2 separate regions of the Mus musculus genome follow, and region 1 is linked to region 2. The links are chromatin loops, found by intact Hi-C in ENCODE. Cell type or tissue: left cerebral cortex. All regions are shown on one strand. Links, peaks and the distances in the headings refer to the core of each region. The heading gives the core; the rest is flanking DNA.

Region 1 (11,500 bases), core at 1,761-9,760, 87 kb before region 2:
GGAAGGAAGAGTAGGCTTCTATTGTTCTCTTCAAGAACTTGATTAATCCATAACCTAGCCTGGTAATACTCCACCAGCCCTCCACCTCCAGGTTTAAAAGCTCTTGATTCATCTGTAACCAAGAAGAATGCCAGTGAGGCTTACTCTGGGCTTGGCTGGGGACGGGGTGAGGTGGGGTAGCAGACGGAATAAAGAAAACTTTTCTAAAATCCTTTGACTTGTTAATATCAGTGTCTTAAGTTGCAAGTATAACCAAAAGTTCAAAGGAGGAATATCTCCTAGACGAACAGCCCACTAGACAAAGCCCCTTACAGTAGTGCTACAAAATCAGTCACCATCTTTTATAAAGTGGTGGGTTTTTCAGTGTGAAGGAGCGGGAAGAGTCAGAACACCACCCTTCCGCATTCAGAGGTGCAGCTATGCATCTTCCCTGAGCCCACACTGGCGCCACAAGAGCGTCCCCGAGCGTGGCGCAAGTATAGCGCCTAATACAGCCGGTTAACTAAGCCCGTGCGTTTGCGAACAGCAGTAACAAATTAGTAGGAACCGCTAAGTCGCTTAACAAAGCAGACTAAAGAGAGGGTTGGAATTCTTAAAAATGAACGCACCTTCCTTCCCCACATCAAAAGCCTGGAGATGCTGGGGATCGAACCCAGGACCTCATGCATGCTAAGCATGCGCTCTACCACTGAGCTACATCCCCACCACTTGAAATCTAGTGTTTCCTACTCATCTTTATAAAATTCCTAGACTTGGTACTTTTATTCGTCAAAAAAAATTTTTTTTTAATTTAAAAAAAAAAAAAAAAAGAGCGGTCTTGTAAGAAGGGTATTCTGACCAACCTGCACTTTCATCATAGACAATAAGGGATATATAAAGAGTCTAGGGTTGGAGACCTCAGTTTAAAAGTGTGCGGGATCCTCTTTTCTTTCTACAGGACCAAGGAGAGATCCTTCCAGGAAAGATGAGGAACCGTTTGCCAAGATTAATTGCGCAGAGGAAGAAAGCACTCATTTGCTGTTGCCATACCGTCTCTGCATTCTGTTCCCGAGCTACGAAAGACAATGAAAAATAGGAGCATTGGAGGACAGGATTCTACAATAAAACCCAGCTCCCCTGTCTCAGCTACGGAAAACGTTTTAAGAATCAAGATGTTAGATTCCCCTTCCTCCGATCCTCGCCGCTCCAGGCTTTATCCAAAGGAAGCCAATGAAACCCACAGAACACGAAATCTCAGACTCTTCAGTGACTCTTGAGAGGAGACAGGGATGCAGTCAGGAGTGCGCTTCCTCGCCGACTCGGCTCCTTTTCTCTGGGGTTTACCTACTGTACACATAGTGGCCCTTCCACTTTTGGAAAGTTCCACTCAGGAAGCCGAATCTTATACCTGCCTGGAGAGTTCAGGAAATTCCTCATATACACAGAGACCTTTCAGCAGACCAGGAGAATGGGAACACCAGGGAAACTGAGACAGAACTAAGGATTCAGAAGGAAGAGGATGCTCCTGCTGCTCTTCTCCTATTTTTCCTTGTCAAGAGGGCTTAATTTCAGTGTTAGAGTAGACTTAAAGTGACTGGTCTAAATTAACCACTCTTTTCTGTTTCCTTTTGTAGGTAACTGTTTCACTAGGAAGATCATGCCTGGGGCAGTCATCACATATCCTAGGCTACCTGTGGTGTCTCTCACTTGTAATCCTAGCATTGGGGGCAAAACCGGGACGATTGCCATAAATTTAAGGCAAAGCCTGTGATACAAAATGCCTTTAATCCCAGCACTTGGGAGGCAGAGGCAGGCGGATTTCTGAGTTCGAGACCAGTCTGGTTTTCTGAGTGAGCTCCAGGACAGCCAGGGCTACACAGAGAAACCCTGTCTCAAAAACAAACAAACAAAAGCCCCTGTTACAAAAGACCTTAATATTTCGAGATTAAAAAAAGAAAAACCGAGGAAAGATCCACGACCATCATTTTAGCATATTCTATTCTAAATATTCTGTTGGATATCAAGGAACGTGATCTATGTGAAACCACATGCAAAGCTGGCTCTGCCTCTCCCCCTCCCTCTCTCCTCCTCCCCTCTCCCCACTCCCCTTTCCCCCTTCCCCTCTCGCCCCTCTCCTTCCTCCTTTCCCTTCCCCTTCTTCCCCCTCTCTTCCCTAAAGAAATGTGTCTCTGTCCTTGTGTTTTAGAGTTCTGCTGTGGTATGGCACAGCACAACACCTGTAACACAGTGCTTGGAAGACGAAGGGAACAGAATTGCCACAAGTTCTCGCCAGGCCTAGAAAGCACGGGAAAGGGGCACTGGGGAAAGGGTGGGAAGGAGATAACAGTAATGAAATTGTATTCTCTGAAAAGAAGCCATGATAAAGCACGCATGCACATGCATATAGAATGAGACAGACAGACAGACAGACAGACAGACAGACAGACAGGCAGACAGACAGATGAGAATGTATGACACACGGGTCCAGCAGAGGATGGAAGAGGTTATCTGTTTCCTGGAATCGCAGTTACTGAGGGTCGTGAGCTGCCATATGGTGTTATGAATCAAACCCTCCATCCTCCGGAAGAACAGCCAGTGCTCTTGACCACCCAGCCTTCTCTCCATGCTCAGTAGCTCTAAAGACAAAACAAAACAAATCCGGTTCTTAGCTGAAACTATACAATGTATGCAAATTGACGAGTTTGGGCGTGTGTGTGCACCACTGGAACCATCCTCATGGTCAAGGAAGCTAACACACTCATCATCTCCAAAAGCTTCTTTCTGGTTTCACCTGTGTGTGCAACTGTGTGTTCATTTGTTTATGCATTTGTGTGTGCACCTGTGTGTGTAAAGAACATTTAACTTGATTTCTGCATTCAATGTTTTCAATGTAAAATACAGTACTGTTAGCTACAATTGCAACTTTCCCTCTTAATCTTAAAAATCTTAAAAGCAAGACTCAAAAGGTCCTCTGAAGGGATTGCACACTCTATACAGATTTGGGGAGTACAAGGTAACCCAAATTCCTAAGTAGCACCAAGTGGTGCCCAGGCTGCCTGACCACACTCACCTGACAGTTCACAATGCTCCCCAGAGTCCCTATATGGACTGCAAAAGGCAGGATATTAAATGCACTGAGAATAATAGTACAAATAGTAAATTCTATCAAGAGGTGGAACTTTGGATGGATGTGTTTTGGAGGATGGTCCTCCTTCTTCTGAGCAGCTTTTCCTGAAAGCTGTGACCAAGCATCACTAAGTTAGCCTGATCAGTAAGTTGTGTCATCAGGTTCTCAAGATAGTTTTAGTTCCTTGAAAGTCTCCACTGAACTGAAAGAGCAAAGGAGAGAGAAGGGCTGTTTATGTTAAGTAGTGCATGTCTGTCTGTCTGTCTGTCTGTCTGTCTGTGTATGCATGTGTGTGTGGTGTTTATACATATGTGCCCATGTGTACACAGGTGTACCTACCTAGTCATAAGTATGTGGAGGACAGAGGTCATTCTCTATAACTCTGTCTTATTTTTGAACTTTATTTGTTTGTTTATTTATTTATTTATTTAGTCTGTGTCAGGGGACAATTTGCAAAAGTTGGTTCTTGCTTTCCACAGCATGGGTCCTGGAAAGCCAACTCAGGTCATTGGGATCGGTGGTCGGCACCTTTACAGGCTAAGTCATCTCACTGGCCCTTATTTTATTATTTTTTTTACACGTTACAGGGAGGATTTGGGGGCTGGCTTATGTAGCTATCTGAACCTGAGAGGGGAAGAACCTGGTAGTCGCTCACTGCAGAAAGCTGGGTGGCTGGGTGCCTCTGCAGTCCTGATTTGCTCACCTGAGTTTTTGAGATGTCTCTCACGAAGGAACCTGCAGCTTGTCCTTTCGGTTAGTTAGCCAGTCAGTGGTAGCGTCTGGCTTTACTATGCATATGATGGAATTCAAGCTCAGCTCCTGCTCAAGCACCTTGCTGGCCACTGAGCCTTCTCCCCAGCGCCTGGATTGTTATTGGTTGGTTGGTTGGTTGTTTTTGATGTTGCTTATTTGTTTGTTATTTGAGAAACGCTCTCACTCTGTAGCTTTATAGACCAAGCTGGGCTTAAAATCACAGTGATCCTCCTGCACCAGTTTCCTAGATGCTGAGGTTGTACGGTGTGCCTCCTCCTCCATTCCCTGCTGAAGTGAAATCAGATGGATAAGGAACTGGTTACATAAAAACCCAGAAACAGCACATCTGTGAATGCGAGAAAACAAGCCACATGGCGAGAGAGTCATTGGGAGAAAGGGCGTGGTTGGTTTAAACTTGAAAACACAGTCCAGAGGTCAGTGTTTCAGGATGTTGGGAAGGGTGGATGGGAGCTTGGATTTCATATAACTAATGTCTCGATTTTCATTATTAGTCTTACAAACTTAGTTTTGCTTAGGTAGTCATGTTCCCCATACACAGAGATGAACAAGAGGTCAGTCATGCAGGTAAGCTATGCCTCTTAACCCAGCAAAACCAATACCTTTCCTTTCCAAGAACTATTTTGTAACTTGTTCTTTGTTATCCTGAAATAAAAGTGAGTTAATTTAGACTAGATATATACCTTTCCTTCAAAATCTACAAGTCCCTAACTAGTATGAGAAATAAAAGCAAGTTAGTTTGACATATCAAATAAAAAAAATTACATGAACACTCAGAATGACTGCTTAGAAAATATCACTATACAGAAATGTTCTGTACCTTAGAACAACAACAACAACAACAAAAAAAAACAACAACAAAAAATCAGGCACAATGAATGAAGTAAATAGGAGGAAAAGCAGATACTTGGTATGAACTTCAAAAGCCATGCTTACACTCCCCTTGCCCAGGCTGATTTCCAATGTAATCAGTGATTTTAGACAAGTCTCAAAGCATACTTCTACAATTTAAAGAAAAGAATAAAAATAAATTAAAGTAGAAGATATACTCCTGGTGTACTGATGTGCAAAACGTTCCGTAGAAAAGGAACCTTGAGGTTCTACGCGCCTATGCTTCAGAACTCCATCTCCCTGCTTGAGTTTCAATCTGATTCTCCGACAGTTACAATGCAGACCTCAGGAACCTGAGAAGGAGTGACTCACTGTCCAGAATCCAGACTTAACTGGGTTCTCAGGACTCTCAGTCTTTGTTTTCCTCCATTAACTGTTTATTCAGTTTACATCTCGATCGATCGCAGCTCCTCCCAATCTCCTGCTCACACATCCCCTTTTCTTTCCCCTTCATCTGTGAGTAAGGTGAGGTCGCCCCTGGGTACCAGTCCATCCTCACACCTCATGTCACTGCAGGACTAGGCACAAACTCTTCCACTGAGGCCAGCCAAGACAGCTCAGTTAGAGGGACAGGGTCCACAGGCAGGCAACAGAGTCCGGGTGGAGTGGACAGCTCCAGTTGTTGGGGGACCTGCTTGAAGACCAGGCTCCAAGCCTGCTGCGTATGTTGCAGGGCAGAGGGGCCTATGTCCTTGTATATTCTTTGGTTGGTGGTTCAGTTTCTGGAAAGGTCTTTTAGGAGTTCGCATCAAGGTGTTCTACAGCTGTGTTTTGTTGTTACAGTGGTATTACTGGGGCTTGAATCTACAGCCTCCCACCAGATAGGACAAAATCCCCAGCCTTTAAAGTTTTATTCTAAGTTGCTCAGGCAGACATGATATGATATTAACTTTTGATCTTTTTACCTTAGCCTCTGGGAAGCTGGGCCTTGACATCCAGCACCATCTTTTCTCTAGACCTCCCACAGTGAGGATGATCAGCTGTCCTGCACAAAAGCAGGTAATAAAACCAAAGGCAGGGAAAGAACTCAAATGGTAACTGTTAAGTGCCTCCAGTGTGTGAGAGACTATTCAGGAGACCCCTGAAGTCCTATTCTCAATGAATGTTAGCAATGGATGCTATTAGTACCTCCCGTAGCCCCACAATTTCCCAAAAAATAAGTTAGAGTCATTTTCTTTTTAATAAGCGTATCCCTTGGTGAGCCTGTGCATCCTTCCTTCTGAATCCTCTCACAGGATGATTTTTTTTTGTCCAACAACCACCTTCGAGCTGTCTCTAGGAAGGCTGCAGTGTTTGAATAGTCAAATAGAAACGAAACAAACATACGAATATAAAATGCTTAAAGAAATTATCATAAGAAAGGAATTTAAAAGAACAAAAAATAAATAAATAACTTTTTGAGAAAAAGTCTTGGAGATGCCGGGGATCGAACCCGGGGCCTCATACATGCGAAGCATGCGCTCTACCACTGAGCTACATCCCCCTCCGTGGTGTAAAAGCCACACACAATTCCTATCTTTTAAAACATCCAGCGTGCTCTTCATAACGGTTCCGTTTTTTGGGAAGGCACTATCTAAGACAGGTTTCAGCTGCACCGAAGCAGCTCCTCCCGGGACCCTCAACAAAGCTCAGGATCGCCGGAAGAAAAGACAGTTTGAGAAGCTTTCTCCACACTACCGATTCTTCTGGTGACCAAGTCGCATTCCAGGCACAGGCAGATTGAGGGAACCGAAGGATTTCCCACCCCCCTATTCTGGAACATTTTCTTCAACTCCAAGACCCCAAACTAAAGTCTGATTAAATCCAATGCCAATGAAAATGTTGTAAGATGAAAACGTTAACACCCATCCTGGTCTTTGTTCACATTGGCAAGGGTTATCTAAGCCCACCTGACTGTAAAGCGGGGACCCGCAGACTTCATCTTCACCGGGTAGGGGACCTAGAAGGTTCTTTCTGCGCCTCCTCAAAGGGCCCTGGCTGCAGCACCTTCACCCTGGATCCGTACAGCTAGAATCTCCGACAGGTAAGAACATCACTAAACGCCACCTCAGCTCAGCGGTCGCAGCCGCAGACAAAAACAAAGGTTCTGTTTCTCGGTTCAGAAAGTCTGCAGCATAGAGTGGGCATCAAAGACACGATCCAGGAAAGCGGTCATTAATTAATACATCGAACTTCATTAAAAGTAAAACGGAGCCTGTAAAAAAAAAAAAAATTAAGACACTCTAAGACAATTTCCGCAGGCTGGGGAAAAAATACTGTTCTGTCATGCTTGATAAATAGGATATCCCAAATATTCAAAGCATGATGGTGAAGGTACCTCCGGAGGCTGGAGCAACAGGATTGCTGAGTTTGGAGGAGTCTGGACCACATATTGATTTCCAGACCAATCTGGACCACAGAAAGAGATCCTGTCACAACATAAAACAAACTCCGAGCTGCCTTGAATTACTCCATTGTGTTAAACTCCACTGTCTCTGACGGTTTGCACTCTGCCATGTGTGCTGGGTAGAGGCCTGGAAGTCTATACCGCATAGGTTCTGAGTTGCATAGACTCCTCCGTTCCTTCACAGCCAAGCTTCAACTTTCACCAGAAACCTATGGGCAAATTCTTTGAAATTACATATGTCTTTTTAGATTCAGGGTTTTATCTATAGCTTTATAATCGATTGATAAATTTTGCCTGACGCTGAGGAGATAGCTCAGTGGTAGAGTGCTTACGGAACATTCATGAGGCCCTCCCTTGGCCCAATGTCCCTCACTACAAAAAGGAACTTTGAATCCATTGTTGCATTCTTTCTACGCGGTGCATTGGCATATGATCCTATGAAAAACTTGCCCTTCCCTTCCTTTTTCTTTTCCTCTCTCTTTCATACCAATGCAGACTCGGGTGTTCTTATATTCTATAGATCATTGTCCTTTATCGTTCAATAACTGGTTTCATTCTTGATGTTTCTAAAGCCTATAGAAAGCCCTATGACCTTTAAGCATCCCATTAGTTTCTACTCACTTCCTTACACTCTGGCATGGAATGATGCTCTGGGTTTATATTGTATTTTCCCTGTCCCAGTTCCCCTTAAAACAACAAATTTTCCCAGAACACTGGTTTTCTTTTAGAGATCTCCATACTAAGAAATCAATATACAATAGTTTATGAACTATTTTAGTAAGCAAACCTAGGACAAAGATGTCCTTTGTCTTTGTTGAAATTTTGTGTAATCCTTCTCTCGAGGTTTGCAACATTGACTTCATTCAAACGCACACACACACACACACACACACACACACACACACACACAACTAAAATTATGTACTAAATAGAACGCAGGATCCAAGTGCCATTTCATGGTATCTAAAGGGATCGTGTCAAAGTGCGGCACATAATTTTCACTAGAAATCACCCTCTTGTTTCTATTGTGTCATATTTTTAAAAATATATCAATGATGTTTTGAACTTTATACACGTATACAATGTATTTTGATAGTGTTATATTTTTGAGGGCTTTTTATTTTCCTGCTGATATTCACATTTTATAAATGCTTTCCCTTTCTCTGTGTTAAACCTATTTTTAAATTTTAATGCATAAGACATAAATACGTTTCCAAGGAGCAAATCTATACAGTGGTATCAAGTTGCTGTATCTTGGGATGTGGTCAGGTGGGCCAATGGGAGTGCCCTTCAGGCATCATCTTAGGAGCTGACTTAGGGGCTAAGAGTGTAGCACTTAGAATACTGCCTTAGCCTTGTTAACCGTTTCCTGGTTTGGCTTCAAGGTAGAACATAGTCCAGCAGGTTCAGAAAGAACCAAGTTGTGTCAAAGGCTCTATGTAGCCAGTACATTTTAGGTTCTGAAAACTCAGCGATAGAAAAACCTCGCTGGGGTATTTATGAAGCAAGGTTTGATGTTGCTAGTGTAGCTCAGGAGAGGCAGGCTGAGCATGCTAAGACCCTGGGGTCAGCACCATCTCTTCCACCCACAAATCCATCTTTTAGGCTGAAGACCATGAGCTCGGATTCCTGCAGTTCTTAGCTTACTTACATATTGGCAATCTTTCGCAGCATATTTGTTAACCTCTTTGAGATTTAAGAAGCTACTTTGCTTATTTCTATAAACTTGGACTTTTTTCACGAGGTATAGTGTTTTGTTTAACTTGGCGGATTCTATGTATTTTCCGTGTGCAATATGATTACTTGAAATGCACAAATTTTAAACATATATTCACACATAAATTTCAAAATGGCTTAATAGAATTTATCAGTGTATGTGTCTTCAATCTTATGAAGACCTTTCTCCTTCCATCTGTCCTTCCTGTGAGTGGTTGAGAAGTGGGAAGGGGAGGGAGAGAGGGAGAAAAGTTGGAAAGGGAAGACAAGGAGCAGGTGAAAGAGGAAGGATGGGAAGGATGGTCTATGCGAAGCCTTTGTGGAAGCTCAGAGGAGGGAGTAGCCATACATCTACACTTACTTGGGGTTCTTGATTTGTCCTTCTGGATGACCCCTACTAGCAGTCTAAACTTGGGGTCCCAACGAGAACTTCGATGGACCAACACAATTTTGATCATACAATTCAGTTTATGAAGCAAAATTGTTTCTGGGTATCACCTAAATGAAGAAATATTTTAGAAAACTGAGCGTAAAACAAGGTTTGAGAAAAAGATAAAGGACTCTCAAGTTCTAATATCTGGCAAGGGGAAATGGCAGTTGCTTGGTTTGCTACTGTAGGATTGAGTCACTGCTGATGATAGGTATTCAGTAACATGATACACTCCAGAATCTCCACAAACTACCTTCTGCTTACATTTTCATAAGTTCTTAACCTCATTCAAGAAAAGCTTTTCTGTCCCTCTCATAATTTTATACTCACCGCCATTATGTGTTAGTAGATTTTGCTTCATGCTTTCATGAGCTATTGTTTCTTAGGAAACATCTGCATCTCTAGTTGTGCCATGAGATGTTTCATGCACTTGGCTCTCCAGTCACTTTGAACTGTCGTTGATTCTGACTGAACTTCAAAATAACCTTGATAGCATCCTGCACTAATTAAACATCAGGGAAAGAGGGATTGCGAGTTTGAAGCCATCCTGGTCTATCTAAGGTGTAAGTTCTAGGACAAAAGTCTTTTGGAGAGATCTGGTTGTGATGTGTAAAAAAAAAAAAAAAAAAAAAAAAAAAAAAAGTCACTTTTATTTCTTTGGTTTGTGTGTGTGTGTGTGTGAGTTTGAGATTTGGTGGCATGTAGTCAGGCTGGCAATGTTTATATATATAATCTTTCAGCAAAGCTGTATTACCAGGGAACCTGAAGATCTTTGAAGATTCTGAGTAACTAAAGAACTAGATTAATAAAAGAATGTAGCTCACTGGGCGTGGTGGCGCACGCCTTTGATCCCAGCACTTGGGAGGCCTAGGCAGGCGGATCTCTGAGTTCGAGGCCAGCTCTGGTCTAAAGAGCTACAGAGAAACCCTGTCTCGAAAAACAAATAAAAAGAGAAGAAAAGTGCGCCTCAAGAATTTTTCTTTAAATTTCTGAGCGGTGCCTTCTAGGATGTGGGTAATCAGAAAGGTGTCTGGGACTCCTGTCTGTCTGTTTCTCCCCACAGCCTTTTCCTCCACACTGCCAGGGAGGGCTCTAATCCGTACTGTAGAACAGAGTCCAGATCCTTCTGAATGGGGAAGCTGGGTGCACTGGACAACTAACAACACTTTTCAAATCTCAAGCATCCGAGAACGACAAAAGGGTTGAGAAGGGAAAAGAAAACTGACAAGAAATAAAAGAAAAACTCTTCTTTACGTGACTGTGGTGACTCTGCTGGGAAAGCATGAAGGACCTGAAGAAGGTTCTAGGCTCAATCCTGAGGCTTGGTGAATTGGACTTTTACTAGTGTGAGATTATTCCTCTGTAATATGGGAATTTCGAATGATTAGTACAACAGTCTCCGGTACCGTTGGTGTAATGTAGTCTGTTGATGTTCAAATCTTCACCTAGGAAAGCTACAATTTGATTTTGTAATGATTTAATAACTCGGTAATTCTTTCTTTTCCTCCTTCACCCTCTCTTCTTTTCTTCCTTCCTTTGCTCTTTTATTTTTGAAATACTGACAGTTCAGCTCTAGGCTCAGCACTTAAGACATTTTTAATTTGGTAATGAGCTTGACAATCAAAGCCCACGTCTATTGTTTTGATTGTACATGCATTGGTAAGGAAAAGTAACCGAATGTGACTGTGGGAAAGAGTGAAGCGGCTCTCAGCCGCTACTGTTCAAGGGCCCACAGCAACTGGAGAGGAAAAATACCACATAGCATCTCCAAGGAACCTGAGCTGTCACCGTTATCGGGTCATCTGTACACGAGGAACAGTAATCATTTAATTTTCAGACTCATTTCCCTGAAACACTGCCTACCTATGCTCTCTTCTAAGAGGAAACCACCTTTCTTTGTAAGGGCTCTGTGGCTTAGCTGGTTAAAGCGCCTGTCTAGTAAACAGGAGATCCTGGGTTCAAATCCCAGCAGGGCCTTTAGGAGACTTGGTAACCCTTAAGAGCTGAGGTTTTGACAGTTGTTTTGTTACTAAGTAGTCCCACAATAGTACCCTACTGTATCTGTTACCATTATCAACCAAACCTTTGCAAAGAAAACTAACTGCTTTGAAAGCATGGGCTTAACCCAACTCTGCCAGAAAGAAGTAAAGACAGGTCTGTGTGTGCATCCAGGTGGTTTTTTTTTTTTGTATTATTATTA
Region 2 (9,460 bases), core at 1-8,000:
TGTTGTTTTCTTTTTCTTTGTCCAATTAATTTTCTTGGTTAGCACACCAATAAAAGGGCCTAATTGTGACGTATCAGTACAAAAAAGTTATTAAACTTCGTTCTTATCCCCTACTTCTTTACTCTCTCTCCCTTCTCTGTTCCCCCCTCCCCACCCCACCCCCGTTTCCAATCTACTTTCACAGCGCATCTAAAGTCACGTCCTCGTGCTCTTTGCAAGCGCATGTTTGGTTTACAAATGGAAGGGAAACAAGACTTTAAATGAAATGTCTATCCTCCTAATTGATCTAGTAGTATTTTTATCGGAGCAACTCAGTTCTTCACTAGAAAAATTTCGTCTTCAGTGCTGGACCACAGAAATGGCCACGTGGTCTGTACAGCGCCTCCTGTCCTGTTCTTCTGCATCTCAGAGCCTGGCAGCACTCAGAGCAGTTCCTGCGATTTGTGCATTTTTTCCCACCACTACAAAAGGCAAACTGGATGTTAGTTAGTCTTGCAGTCCAACCATTAGAAATTGAATTTCTCTATCTCTGTATGTATGTATGTATGTATGTATGTATGTATGTATGTATGTATGTATGTATTATGTATGTATATACATATGTATGTATATGTGTGTGCATGTGTATATATATGTACACACACACACACACACACACACACACACACACACACACGGTATCTACAGACTTGTCATGTGCAACTACTGCATGTCAGAAAGTATCCTGTCAGCTGCAATCAGGAGCTGCAGCTTGTAAATGCTTTTGCCTCAGCACAAGGCAGCCGGTGCGACGGCGGAACCTTCCTCCCTGCTCTACAGTCCCACCATCCGGCCTTGGCGGCTCCGCTGAAGTTCACTCGGGGCGTGCAGCGTGAACGTGGAAAGCAAGACAGGTGGTCTTGAGAAAGAAGCAAAGGTTCACTGTGTCAGGACCGTGGACCAGTTTTAGACTTTGCGGGTGTGATTGTGCACGTCTCTTTTTTCCTTCACTGCACGCCACAGGCTCAACTCTGTGAGTCTAAAGGACTCTATTCCTCCTTCTCTTCCCTGCCTCTTTCTTTTCCTCTCTCCTGACACCCCCACCTTCTTCTCCTCTTCCTAAAGTGTAGACACCCTCTTTCTTTTCCTTTTCCAGCGTGCAATTAAAATCACCGAGTTGCAAGCCTTCATGAGAAGATAATTTCTGAGTTGAGGCCTACCACTGAGAAGGAGGTTCGAGGGCTCCAGGAAATTCTAAGGGGCAACACTAAATCAAGGAGTCCCTAGCTGGTGGGCAAGAGGCAGCACCGAGGCAAGACATTTATGCCATTGTTAATTAATTTACTTTTATTGAAAACATTTCATACAATATATTTTGATCATTTTTGTTTTCCTTTGCAAGGTATTTCTTAGACACACACAGCTCAGATGAGCGCGATTCGGCTTCAAAATGAAATGAGAAGACTGTAGTGATGATGAAGACGTGGTTTTCCGTCTCCTGGTTGGGAAAGAATCCACTTCTTCCGTGGCCTAGGCTGATCTGTCTCTAGTTGCAAGTCGACGCCAGGAAAGCGAAAGATCCACATTCATCCTTCATTCGTTGACTAAGGCCACAAGAAAGAACTTTAGAGTCGTCAGGCCCTAGCCTATATATAGTAGGTGCGGAATAATGTCTCTTAACTTGAATGAATTAAAGAAAACTGTTAACTGTTGCTGGAGCCTTTTGTGTGGTGGACATGCAGAGATTAGGGGAGTGAGTACCACACAAATTACGGGTTTATTAACTGTTGAAGCAATCAGTTAGGAGAGAAGAATCCTAGCTGATGTAAGGGACCGACTGAAAACTGTCCTGTTCAATAGAGAGCACAAAAGTAACCTGTTGGCAGTGGTGGGATTCGAACCCACGCCCCCGAAGAGACTGGAGCCTTAATCCAGCGCCTTAGACCGCTCGGCCACACTACCGTTGATGTAGAGTTTTGAACCATGGCAAAAAACCTCCACTTAGTCGCAATAAAACATTAAAAGAAAAAAAAAAAAAAAAAAAACCGGTTGGCAGCGGTGGGATTCGAACCCACGCCCCCGAAGAGACTGGAGCCTTAATCCAGCGCCTTAGACCGCTCGGCCACGCTACCCCCGTCGAGGGCTGCTTACGTCTCGTCTTTCTGGAGGATCCATAACAGTCCAGACTCCTTTGCACGCGGCTCTCTGCAGCGAGCTTTCATTGTGCACTCTATGCGCTAATGCAGAAGCGCAGGCTCTGTTCTGGCGTTGTATCATGAGGCTTCGCAGCAAAAGCTCTTTTAGGTGCTATCATATCATCACTAAGAAACTACAACTATGAAACGTTAAAAAAAAACCAGCGCTAGTAACAGCAGGAATACGTGATTACGGAAACTCTGACAACGGGTGCCTCCTTAGCGCAGTAGGCAGCGCGTCAGTCTCATAATCTGAAGGTCCTGAGTTCGAACCTCAGAGGGGGCAACCTCAGCTTTTATTTTTTTTTTAATACATTAAACCTTTAATTTTAATTCCTACGAAGAGAATTGAGTTCGTGTGTACGGAGACCCAAAAACTACTAATGAAATGGAACGGGTAGTTTTATTTGTGTAATATAATGGTCTGTTAGAAAGTTATAAAATAGCGATTTTTCTTTTCTTTTTTTTTTTAAAGAATTAAACACGTGACCAGTGTGTTGGACTACACCTATAATATTCCAGCATTCGGGAGGCAGAGGCAGGTGGATCTCTACAAGACGATTTCCGAAGCCCAGACTTTACAATTAAACTTACTAATTTTTCACCATCCATACTATTGGAGCCAGGAGAATTTTCAGGTGCCTTTCAAATGCACTTGGCATTGGTTATTACATAAATACCAAGGCCAGGAAACTCCCTGCCCAGGGTGTAAAAGAAAGGGAAGCCAGAGAGCGAGTATGAAAGGTGTAAGATATGTGTAATTGCCGGTTTGGTCCTTTAAACCATTCTTCTGGTATTGCTTATTATCGGATCATTTCATCCAACTCCTCACGATACTCCATGTCAAAAACGAAACAAAACTAAAATGTAAAAATAAACCACAAACCTTTCTTGACCATTCTCACCAGGCTGGGCTTTCGGTGCTGACAGAATTTCTAAGTCATCCAAACAGCAAGATTCAGGAAAAAGTCTAAAAGAGAAAAAAGTAAGTCGAGGGAGACAAATATTCTGGGTTAAGATGGTATTTTATACACAGCTCTCAGAATCTCTGTGAAGCCAGAAGACTTCAGCAGGTGTTTGTTGGTTTTCCCTTCGCTCATTATGTGCCGGGCACCGTCTAAAGCTGCATTCCTTGTCCATCGGTCCTCTCTCAGTTCCGGATCTGCCGTCCAATTCTCTGTCCTATGGGAGGACCTGGTGTCTACAAATAACACCTCGAAACTCCATCGCCACAGTCTTTCCTGTTAACGTCCGTCAGTAAGACGAGCCAGAGAGAGAATGGCAGGCAGGAGAAAGGAGATCAACTTCGTGTCTGAAGTTTTTTGCTTTTTGTTTTGATTTTAGTTTTTCGTCTGTCAAACTGTCTTTACCTACACTCTATTTGTGTTCCCAAGACCATCTCATTATAGAAGCTATTAACGGCTGAAGCAGCATCCTCATTACCCCCATGACCTGGCCAGTGCTGCCTCCTTAAAGCTATGGTGCCCTTCCTCAGAGACCCTGACCTCTTCACCTGTAGTCCCCAAGCCCAGCAAGGCAGCTATTTTCTGCAACTAATTTCCTGCAACTACTTTCGCTTCATTAACTTAATTAAGAATTACTGTTTCCTAACTCGGTCCTTGCTGTTAAATAAGGGGTGAGGATTTAACACTGAACACCGGAAGAGAAAAATGCTCTGTTGAAGTCTGCATTTCAGAGACAAATAACAGACAATAAAACTCTAAGTTAGTTGGCCAACTATAAAATGAAAAATAAGCAGGAAAAAAAAAAAAATTTGCTTTTCTTGTATCTTTCTTTATTCAATAAAGAACAGCAACCCCTCAGAGCCCGGATAGCTCAGTCGGTAGAGCATCAGACTTTTAATCTGAGGGTCCAGGGTTCAAGTCCCTGTTCGGGCGCTACTGTTTTTTTTTTTTTCTCTTTCCCGGGTCAGCATCTGTCTAGTGAGGTGCCTTATGTTTCTTAAGGGGTTTCTCGACGACTAAAGCAGGAAACCAGATATTTTTGAACAACTTTATTTAGCCAGATCTGTAAACCTACATCACATCAATATCGAGTGTAAAGTGGTAACGAACTTTCGTATCTATTAAAATAGGAGGACTTCAGGTAAAATCAAGTACTAGCTCTTCATCTATGAGTTCCTTTTTTCAATAAATTAAGTTGTTGGATAGAGTGCTGTCTGAAGAAGAAACGTGGGTAGAAGAACCCTTTTTAACTGGAATAAGATGGTAACCAGCTAGCTCATGTTCTAGAATTCAGGAGGCAATTCAAGTTTTTAACAGCCAGAAAAAACAACTGCCCCCTCTGAGGTTCGAACTCAGGACCTTCAGATTATGAGACTGACGCGCTGCCTACTGCGCTAAGGAGGCACGTGGTGCTCCGGTTGAGACATTCAGTTTTAGTAACATATACACATTGTGTTTTGCCTACGTTGGCCCAAATTCTAAAAACTCTCCTTCACCGTCCCCCCGCCCTGAAAATATCTGGAAGATTCAACAGCTCCCCAAACCTCAACTAGATTAAAAAAAAAAAAGTCATTTTGATATTTTGATCCTTCTGCTCCCCCTCAGGACATATATGCGAGGGGTTGCGGTCTTAACAAAAGCATTTCCTCAGCCAGTCATTCCATCTTCTCACCCTTTTCGCTGCACATCAAATATGCAAGGTCGTCTTCCTAAGTCCCATAGACTTTTCAACACACTGCACGCAATCATCTTACTACCCTTCGTTCCAGGAGTCCAAAAGGGGCACAAGAGAGCTCAAAACTTAACGAATAAATTGTTCTTTATATAAACTCCCGGGAATCTGTTAGTGTGAGAACAGGAAAGAGTGAAAACTGGAGCTACCCAGATTTGCGTGGGGGTTGAACTGGTTTCACACTAGGATTTCTCTCGTTCTTAGTGTCTCCCTCGGATCTGGGAATCGTTCATTGAGTGTTTGGTTTTCCGCGTAAAGTGCAGAAGTTGGAGAAAACACAGAAACCATTTAAAATACTTTCCCCACCCCCCCGGAAAGCAAAGTGGTTTTATTGTCTCTGTCTCTGCTGTTGCTGAGAACCCCGACTTTCCATTTATAAAGTGTTCTAAGTGTCATAAGCATTACAATGTTCCAAGTGACCCAGTCATGGATCTTCAGTGCCCAATGTTAGTGTGTGTAGTCCAGTTTGTATAGCCCTGAGTGGTTACCCTGTAATGTAGAGTAACTGCTAGTTTGTATCAAGTAATGTGGACAGTGCTAATTTGTATCAAGATTCTGAGGTTGTTTTTGTTTTTGTTTGTTTGTTTTTTTGTTTTTTTTTGTTTTTTGTTTTTTGAGTCTATGAATAACACAACGGTATTTTTCAAGAGTTCAGATAATGAAGATGAGAAAGATTAGCATCCAAATGCCAGCATCACCACCCAGACAACACAGGAAAACTCTGATTATCCTATTTTAACAACAGACAGAAGGACACACAACTGGATTAGGGAATAGATTATCAAAACAGAGCTAACTGCTCTTCACAGAATGAAGAATTTAGATGTGGAAGCATATAGGGAGCGTACTAGTCAAGGTTTCCTAGAGGAACAAAATAGATAGAATGAAGGATTTATTAGAGTGGCTTACAGGCTGTGGTCCAGCTAGTTTGACAATGCTGTTCACCAATGGAAAGTCCAAGAATCCAGTAGTTGTTTAGTCCATAAGATTGGATGTCTCTGTTGGTCTTTAGTATATGCTGGAATCCTGAAGAAGTAGGCTTTAATGCCAGTGAAGGGATGGACTGGCTAGCGAGAGCAAGCAGCAATAAGAGAGCAAGCTTCCTTCTTCCACGTCATTTATATATACTTCCAGCAGAAGGCGAGGCCCAGATCAAAGGTGTATCTTCCCACCTCTAAAGGCATTATCTTCCCATCTCAAAAGATCCAGAAGTAGGTCTTCTCACTTCAAATGATTAAGATTAAAAATCTCTCCTAGGGGTACCTAGATGCTTGGATTTTAGTTAATCTAATTTTATTCAAGTTGACAACCAAGAGTAGCCTCCACAGGAAGAATAGCTACCACAAGGAAAAACTAAAACTCGCAAGTCCAGAATGAGTCAGACAGTAAAAAGCAGACAATAAAACATTCCCAAGCAGCATCATTGCTCAGTTGAAAGTAGCACTGTGCATTATAGATGAACAGATGCTGTCTTAGGGCTTGTCTTACCTTGGTTTCAGTTGTTGTAATAGAACACTATAAAAGAGGCTTAGGCAGGAAACGACTTATTTCACATTCAAGTTGTAGCTCATCATCTAGGAAAGTCAGGGCAGGAACGAAAGGGGGAAACCTGCAGGCAGTGAAGCAGAAGCCATGCAGGAGTGTTGCTTACTGGCTTGTTCCCTAGGACTTACTCAGCAGCTTTCTAATACACCCCAGGATCACCTGCTCAGGGGTGGTACCACCTATAATGGTTGGGTCCTCCCATGCCAATTACTAATTAATCAAGACAATGGCTATAGATTTGTCTATAGGCAAGCTGTTGGGAACTCTCCAGAAAACTCTAGCCTTGCCAAATTGTCAGGAAACAAACAAACAAACAAACACAAAATAGCCTAGACATAGCTCCTGAGTTTAAGAAATTGTAATCTCAGAGAAAGAGAGAGAGAAAGAGAGAGAGGGAGAGAGAGGGAGAGAGGGGGAGAGAGAACATTTTAATGCCATGGGCTAGCCCCAGTGCAGATCTTATTTGGACCTCAATCTCCTTATCAAGTCATGCATCAAATCAGAGCCACAGGAAAATAAAATGTTTCCTTTAGCTCTTAAGTACTGTCATTTGGAAAATGACCTTGGAAACAATCTTGATTAGTACAAACACTTAGTGAAACCTTATGTACTGGTTAATTTCTTTTGTCAGCTTGACCGGGTTCAGAATCCCCTAAGATGGCTTGCCTATGGTATGTCTGTCTGGAGTTTCCAGAGATATTTAACTGAGGGAGGAAGACCTACCCTGGGTGTAGACAGCTGGATGGAATAAAAAGGAAAAAGCCCAGAGCTGTCATTTGTGTGCTCACTGTGGACTCAGTGAGACCAGTGCCTTCACACTCTCCCTGCTGTGACTCCCTGCACAAGGAACAGCACCCACAGACTGGGAGCCACAGTAAACTCTCCTTCCCACAAGGGGCTTGTGTCAGCTATTTGGCCTCAGTGACGATAACGGTACCATTCAGTATAGGAAACGTGACAAATGGTTATTGATAATTGATCATATTTAACAGACAGTACAAATAGAAAAATTAGCAAATTCTATTCAGTCTCTAAACTTACTATAGAAAGTGAGAAAATATTCCTTAGACTGTTTGTTTGGTTTGGTTTGGTTTGGTTTTGTTGGGGGAGGGCTGGGGGGAGGGTGAGTCGGTGTTGAGACACAGTTTCACCTTGTATTTGTTGTGGTTTGTATATGCTTGACCCAGGGAGTGGCACTATTAGAAGGTGTGGCCCTGTTGGAGTAGGTGTGGTCTTATTGGAGTAGGTGTGTCACTGTAATTGTAGGCTTTAAGACCCTCATCCTATCTACCTGGAAGTGACTATTCTGCTAGCAGCCTTCAGATGAAGATGTAGAACTCTCAGCTCAGCCTGCACCATGCCTGCCTGGATGCTGTCATGCCCCCTCCTTGATGATAATGGACTGAAACTCTGAGTCTGTAAGCCAGCCCCAATTAAATGTTGTCCTAATAAAAATTACCTTGGTCATGGTGTCTGTTCACAGCAGTAAAACCTTAACTAAGACATCATCCTTGGCTGGCCTGAAACTCACTCTGCAGACCAGCTAGTCCCAAACCCATGGAGATCTGCCTGCCTCTGCTTCTTGGATACCAGAATTAAACCTGTGACACTTTGCCCTTCTTGTATTGCTTACACTTTTGATATCCTCATAGCCTATGTCACTGCACAGGGTGTGACTTGCTTACTTAAGATAGCAGGACTTTCTATTTTTTCTCAGGGTTAGGATCATGTTTCAGAGTCATCAAAGTATAAATGAACGCTTAATGGTTTGTTCCTTTGCTCGGGAAAGTTGGGAGATAACAGCACCAGGTGTGTATTGACAAGATGGTTTTTGTGGTTCCGGGTCACAGCAAAGATGTCAGAAGGTTGGTCTGGTCTAAACCGCATTTCCAAACTGTAATACAGGAGGAATATGCTTCTGTAACTTGGGAAGGTTGAAGGATTAACACTGGGGGAAGGACTTGAATAAGTTCTATACTTACATTTTTAATAAGGCTTAAAGATCAATGTGATTTTTTTATTAGTTAGGCAGTACGCCATCCATCAAACTGAAAGGGGTTCCAGTACGGGGACTTAGGAGGAGGCTTTAGACGTGCAAAAGGATCAATAAAGTAGAAATTAGCAACAAGAAAAAAGAATCGATCATTTCATGTTTCCTTCCCCTATGATTAAAGCAGGGCTCTTCTTATTATACTGGCTCAGGTAGACTGCGCCCCTTTTGACTGGTGGCTGGCGGCTGCTTGTGTTTTACACTTGTTTATCTGGGTTGTTTCAAAGTTCTGTTTGATTACTTAATAGAGCAAGAGACTCTGCTCTGATTTGGTCTGTTGGGAGGAACTAAATTCTGAGCTATGGCTTCATAAATTTTATTTAGGGATATCCTATTTAATAATCGTGACAAAAATTCATATGCTAAGAAAAAGAAAGAGAAATTTTGGAGTTGTTTATTTTTTAGATTGGCTGTTTACACTAGCAAACAAAGTAATGGTCTAAGCATGGCACTTTCCATCATACTGTTTTCAGTTGTTCGTCTTTCCTGCTGCCCTGCCCATGTCATTTATGCTTGCCATAGGCAAAATTCTGAGTATTCATGATGTTTTGTTGTTGTTGTGGTTTTTTTTTTGTTGTTTTTTGGTTTTGGTCAGGGTTCTATTGCTGTGAAGAGACACTATGACCACTGTAATTGCCATAAAAGAAAGCACTTAATTGGACTGCCTCAGAGGTTTAGTCCATTATGATCCTGGTAATGGTGGGAAAGCAGGGCTGCATACAGACAGACTTGGTGCTGGTGAGGTAGCTGAGACTCTTACATCCTGATCAGACAACAGGAAATGAATGAAGACTCTGAGCCCAGCTCGAGCATTTGGCACTCCAGAGCCCAGCCCCAGTGATACAATTCCAACAAGGGCACATCTCCAAGGAGCATATATCTGCCAAGTAGCGTCAAACTACTGCACGTGCCCAAATGTTTGTGCTGTTACTAGCTGGCTTACCCACCCAAGCGAGGTTGGGGACCTGAGTGCTACAGGCTATGTAAGAGTTGA

The links. A loop is a pair of places that touch in the nucleus more often than their neighbours do. Peaks named below come from ENCODE experiments on the same cell type or tissue, not always from the same donor. Only the 100,000 strongest peaks of a DNase experiment are listed, where the experiment ranks them.
Region 1: it touches region 2 in a loop (2.5-fold over the local background); 4 of 42 quality-filtered maps call a loop at or near these places.

The regions. Positions count from the first base shown.
Region 1 is chr13:21,248,971-21,260,470 of GRCm38, reverse strand. It overlaps Gm32525 (a long non-coding RNA gene), which reads left to right and starts at 6,273. Exons shown (of 5, transcript XR_003950579.1): 1 at 6,273-6,791. It overlaps n-TAcgc9 (a tRNA gene), which reads right to left and starts at 6,251; the gene lies at 6,180-6,251. n-TTagt3 (a tRNA gene) reads left to right here and starts at 11,204; the gene lies at 11,204-11,277. n-TAagc19 (a tRNA gene) reads right to left here and starts at 703; the gene lies at 632-703. In left cerebral cortex, for the core only: no CTCF peak of the experiment used is centred there; DNase peaks (open chromatin) are centred at 1,773, 6,291, 6,726 and 7,159; H3K4me3 peaks cover 1,228 bases.
Region 2 is chr13:21,162,687-21,172,146 of GRCm38, reverse strand. Gm32298 (a long non-coding RNA gene) reads right to left here and starts at 5,810. Exons shown (of 3, transcript XR_382107.1): 1 at 5,781-5,810; 2 at 3,080-3,144; 3 at 1,373-1,583. It overlaps n-TMcat14 (a tRNA gene), which reads right to left and starts at 4,543; the gene lies at 4,471-4,543. It overlaps n-TKctt28 (a tRNA gene), which reads left to right and starts at 4,000; the gene lies at 4,000-4,072. n-TMcat15 (a tRNA gene) reads left to right here and starts at 2,388; the gene lies at 2,388-2,460. It also overlaps n-TLaag7 and n-TLaag5. In left cerebral cortex, for the core only: a CTCF peak has its summit at 387; DNase peaks (open chromatin) are centred at 3,652, 4,070, 4,516, 4,928 and 6 more places; H3K4me3 peaks cover 4,464 bases; H3K27ac peaks cover 278 bases.